Regions from separate parts of the Mus musculus genome. Here region 2 is linked to region 1. Evidence: chromatin contacts called from ENCODE Hi-C or POLR2A ChIA-PET data. All regions are on one chromosome and are shown on one strand. Each heading gives the region's core, a stretch centred on a gene start or an enhancer-like site at or near the end of the contact. The rest is flanking DNA. Distances are from core to core; before and after follow the strand shown. Region 1 has its middle 16 kb from the start of Gm52124. Region 2 holds the start of Ipo5 (importin 5).

Region 1 (2,700 bases), core at 90-2,589:
GTGTGAAGTAGTTGAAAACTAAACAGGGTTATCATAACTGACTTCCTTTTGGTCATAACCTTTTTGACAAGGGGGAGCTGCTGTCTTTGTGTGGACACACCAAGGAGTGTGTCCCTGGAGAGATCTTAAGCTTGCAATAATCACTTTGTGATCAGGAAAGAAACTTTCACTCTGCTATACTATTGGGATTTGGTATTTATTCATAGCAAAAGCCAATGTTATACTGGTTCTAACTGGTAGTCCTTAGTCTGCTTGTGCTACTATAACTAAATGCTAATGACTGGATCATTTATAAAAACCAGAACCGCCGGGAGTGGTGGCGCACGTCTTTTATCCCAGCACTCGGGAGGCAGAGGTAGTCGGATTTCTGAGTTCAAGGCCAGCCTGGTCTACAGAGTGAGTTCCAGGACAGCCAGAGATACACAGAGAAACCCTGTCTTGAAAAAACCTAAATAAATAAATAAATAAATAAATAAAACCAGAAACTTGCTTTCTCAAAGTTCTGGAGGCTGGGAAATCCAAGATGTCAGTAGGCTTGGTCGCTGTTGAAGGTGTTGGTGGCTGTTGTTCTCTCTGCCACCAAAATGATTTTTTTTTTAATCATGTCTTCACACGGAGGAAAGAAGAAAAAGGGAATCAAACCAGGAGCTGGGAAGATGGCTCAGTGGTTAGGAGCACTAGCTGTTCTTCCAGAGGACCTGGGTTCAATTCCCAGCACTCACATGGCATGTGAATCCAGGGGCTCTAGTGCCCTCTTCTGACCTCTTCGGGAAGTGCATGCACACGGCACACAGACATACATGCATTAAATACACGTTAAAAAAACAAACCAAGAAAATAAAACACCACGGATGACAAGAGAATCCTTTGCTCATGGCCCAAAAGCCTGGTCACGACGATATCTGTCCACGGTTCAACTGCAAGGGATGTTGAGAACTGTTGGAGCCATGTTAAGTAAATCAAACCTTCAGTTGGCTAGCACCAGAGGACCAGTTACACACAAGAGGTCACTTGTATAGGAAGGCACAGTGGTGAAATGTTTTACTGGGTGATTGAACGAAGAGCCCTCGAGTTGAGATTGATGACATGTGTCAATGCAGCTGATCCTTGACATTTTCGAGGAAAGCAGGTCGCATAAATAAGATGCAATTGATACCGTATGTAAAGCAATGAGGCACTGTGACATGGCCCTGGGAGGGATTCCTAAAACAATGTATCAAGCTCATTTGTTGAAGCCGTCCTTCTGCTACAGCTTGCTATTGCCCAGTTTTCTGTCTCTGAGAATAGTAACCAGCTTTGAAGCCAAAATAAACTCTAGTTCTCTAGAATACTCCTCTGCCTTATCCTTCAACACCAGGAGTCCTTCCAAGGTTCCTGATGTCTGAGGCAGTGCATGAGATAAATCAGCTATCACATGGCTGAAGAGATGTGTCCATTTCACTTGCTGCCGCAAGATATTTTTTTTTTATTCCATATTGCAATTACTCCCAGATTGCTAGCTCCAAGACTGTCTTTGAGATGGCAAACGAAAATAGTCATTCCCCATATGAAATAATCTGGCACTCTAAAAGTGTTCCACGGGGTCCAAATCACATCTAAGAAGAAAAATCACAAAAATAAGATTGCATCTATTTTTAAAATGTAGCCTTTGTATTCATAAACACAAAACAATCATTTCGTTATTAGGCAAAAATCTAATTTTGCGACTTGTGACTAATGTGTTTATAATTTTAATAATACCTTAAATGCTATGACCAGAAAAATTATGGAAGTCAAACATTCAATAACCCAGTATCAGGAAAAAAATGGAAATTCAAATGAAAAGACATAATAAAAAAAAATCATGGCTTTCCTTTCGAGCTCTTCCTAGAGTTTTTCTAGAATTTTCTCATGTGATCATGGTGGCATCATGCTCAAATTCATGAACTATGCTGGGAGAGTGCCAAAACCGCAAAGGTGTCAGCACCAACGTCATCTATTCCACAAAGGTTTACAGTCACTGACGCGGAGATACAGGAGCTGGAGAGGTGGCTCAGTAAGAGTGCATGCGGATTTTGCAGACCACCCAAGTTCAGTTCCCAGCTCCCATTCAAGGTGACTCACAGTCACCTGAAACTCAGCTCCAGGGGCAGGAAGCCCTCTTTTAGCCTCTGCAGGCACCTGCATGTATTTGCATACCACACACACACACACACACACACACACACACACACACACACACACATCATGCACACAATACGTCCTTACAGACACTTAACAACATGTATATCTTTTAAAAAGAATCTGCTAGGTCGCTTGCCTTTTTAAGGGATCCACTCTGTGTCAGTTAAAACGCTTTCAGCCTTCAACTGGCAAAAAAGAAATATGCTTTTTGGTTTCAGTGTTTTATATCATTCTGTCTTGTAAAAAAATACAGAGCCCAGATTGTCTTAAGTGGTGGCTAAACTGATTGACTCCTGCAGTTAAATAGTGCTTCTGAAAATGTCGGCTGAGAACCATTGCTCTGCGGTTGTTTCCCTGTTTTCTTCAATCCAGCACAGATTGCTATGTCATCCTTAAAGCACAGCCCTTGTATGGGCTGCTCCGCGAGCAACTCAAACACTTCTTGGAAAGCACCCAAACTGGCCCACAGTCTATTTGGCAAGACAAATCCATTGGTCGCACGCTTAGTTGTGACAGCAACGTCCAGGTATTTACTCT
Region 2 (2,700 bases), core at 22-2,521, 44 kb after region 1:
GGGAGCTGAGAGCCAGTCAAGATTTTTACAACAGAATCTGAATTGTGGAGAAAGGTCTCCCCTCTATAGGTGTAGCTGCAACCCTGATTACGTTCTGCTTTTCTGGAGGCCAGCGCATCTATTTTGTAGAACTAGTTTCCAACTGGGGATGCTCTTTCATTCTTGGGCCACATTGTTTTTTTTTTTTTTTCAGTGTAGGACCATTTCATACATTATTTTTTTCTTTTGATATGAGCATTTGAGTCTGTGGACATTAGACATGATTCTGAATAGGACATGATTCTCAAAGTGTTTCAGTTTGAGCTCTGCTCTCTCCTGTTTAGGCAGTCCCAGATAGAAAGATGGGCCAACGCTGGTGTTTAAGCACTAGAGTTTAGGAGGTGAGAGGGAGGCAGCCTCTGGTCCCCTCCATGCTGGCACGCATCAACTATCAATGGATCGACCACGTTAGGGAGTGGCTCATGACTTCTCCCATCCTTAGAGAGCAAGGAAGCTCCAAACACCAGGATGGGTGGCAGTTCCCGGGTGGGGAGCGTGCGTGATTTGATCCGGGACGGAGAGGTGCAGGGGGGAAGAGTCCGTGATGAGCAACCCCTCTTCCGGGACAGTCCCTGGACGTGAGTCACAGGACAGAGGAGGGTAGGGACCGCCTGAGTCACAGGCTGAGGGGGACGACACGACACCACAGGGCCAGACAGATGGAGGGGTCTGCAGAGGCGGGTGTGTGTATGCGTGTGTGCTCGCTGCTGGGGGGATTGGGATGGGGTTAGGGAGGGGGGTCCCGGGGCCCCAAAGCCCTAAGGCGCGGCTACGCGGCGGGCGGCAGGGAAAGGGAGTCCAGCCAGCCCGCGGCGCCGAAATCTCCCGCGCTCAGGAGCTGGCCCCTCCTCCGGGCCCGGCCTCACGCCCCTCGCGGCGGCCCAGCCGGATCGGCTCCTCCCAACCCGCGCCCCGGGAACCCCAACCTCGTCCTAACAGCGGCCCTCTGGCCGCCACACACGCCCGCCAGCCCCGCCTCCCGGCGCGCGCTGGAGTGACGACACCGCAGGGTGCGTGACCAATCGGCGTGGCCCTCGAGGGGGGGCGGCCTCGGGCACGCCCCCCGCGCCGCGAGCCAATGGGACGCCGGCGTCGGCGGCCGCGGCCGGGTGAGAGGGCGCGAGGCCCCGCCCCGTCCTCCCTCGGCCCCCTCGGCCCCGCCCTTCTCGCCCGGCCCCTCATCCCCGCGCCGCCGCTGGTGCCGGTCGCCGCGCTGGGCCCGCCCCCAACCCTCCCGCCGGCCCGCCAGCGCGCCTCACAGCTCCCTCCTTCTCTCTCTCACGCCTAGCGCAATGGCGGCGGCCGCGGCGGAGCAGCAACAGTTCTACCTGCTCCTGGGAAACCTGCTCAGCCCCGACAATGTGGTCCGGAAACAGGCGGAGGTAAGCGAATCGGCGGCCCCGGCGCGCCGATCCTTCTCCTCCGCGGCCGGCCGGCTGGCCCTGGGCGCTCGTCGGCCGGCCGGCCGAGCGGCGCGGGTCGGCCCGGCTGGCGGACAGCGGCCCCGCAGCCCACGTGCGCGCCTCCCGCCCGGCCCCGGCCCTTCCGGCCCGTGCAGCGGCGGCGGCGCCGGTTGCCTCGCCGCCGACCCGCGCACACGTGCCACCGCGCCTGACGCGCCCCGCCCGCGGGCCCTGCACCCCAGCCCTGCTCTCCCTCCCCGCGTGGCCCGCCAGCCCTCGCGGGCGGCCAGACCCCGGCAGCTCCTGACCCGTCCCGCTTCCCCCACCACCCCAGCCGCTCCCTTCCCCATCCCAGCTCAGGGAGAACGCGTGTCCTGCCTGTCGCTGCCTTACGGCGTCTTTCCCCCGAGCCCCTTTCTGGTTTCTAAAAGGAACTGCACACGCCGGTCCCTTCAAGATCGTGTGAAGTTGCCTTTGAGGGATCCCTGCTTGACCACCTCGCTCTGCTCTTCTTCCTTCGAATCTTGTTTGATCTCTAGAGATTTGGGCTTATAAACGGGATATACTGGGGGCTGTGGCTGTCTAACTGGGCCAGTGCCATCTCTTTTTCATATAACACAGATCGTTCTCAATCAGTCTTAGATCAAGGGTTCCATTTCAGATACAGTTATAAGCCCATTTGCAAGCTAGCAATAATATTATTAGCTCACTAGAAGACGGAAGATACATTGTTAGTGTTGAAGCTCAGATTTTTGTGAGGTAATTTCTAGGAAAGTTGATACGTGGAGCTCCTTACGACCCATGGGTCTGAAGTTTTTTAGGAGACTCTGAGGATGTGTGAATAGCTTTACTTACAAAGCAAAGATGTCTTTTATATATAGCTAGTGACGTTGACATGTCTTGTACTTACCGACCTAAAGTTGGGAGCTGTCTTTTAAAACAGTTGCTAATTTCGCTTTGAGTAGAATGGATAATCTGGCCACACTTAGATTTTAGTAAGTAAAGAAGTTGGAGACTTAACTTCTGTGTGAAATGGTGCTTTAAACTATGTCCTTCTTAATGGTGCTTTTAATTTTGGGGGGAGGGGAGATAGCGATGTTTGGCTCTCTAGTTTACACAGGCCCTTCAAACCTGTGGCAGTCCCCCAGCCAAGTTTCCTGAGCGCACCAGTTCCCATGCCCGCCTTATTCAAGTAATATGCAGTGTATAGGGGGAAATTCAAAGGGTACAATTCTTAATCCACTCTCCACGTTTATTT

What was found. Hi-C counts contacts between places; a loop is a spot of excess contacts on that map. ChIA-PET counts read pairs that join two places held with the same protein, here RNA polymerase II (POLR2A).
Region 2: a map of left cerebral cortex shows a loop between it and region 1 (2.0-fold over the local background). The contact joins the promoter of Ipo5 here to the enhancer-like site in region 1. A Hi-C loop is called at or near these places in 2 of 37 maps with a recorded cell type or tissue (heart and left cerebral cortex). POLR2A ChIA-PET finds 5 or more read pairs at or near these places in 4 of 5 experiments (Patski and embryonic stem cell).

Annotation. Positions count from the first base shown.
Region 1 is chr14:120,866,010-120,868,709 of GRCm38, forward strand. No RefSeq gene overlaps it. Among named protein-coding and RNA genes, the nearest start is that of Gm52124, 16 kb to the left of the region's middle. Within about 2 kb of position 1,340, at least 2 of the 3 ENCODE cell types and tissues checked have a DNase peak (open chromatin) inside an H3K27ac peak, as active enhancers do; they include left cerebral cortex, where a contact is called at or near this core.
Region 2 is chr14:120,909,923-120,912,622 of GRCm38, forward strand. It overlaps Ipo5 (importin 5), which reads left to right and starts at 1,272. Exons shown (of 26, transcript NM_023579.4): 1 at 1,272-1,421. The coding sequence starts at 1,332.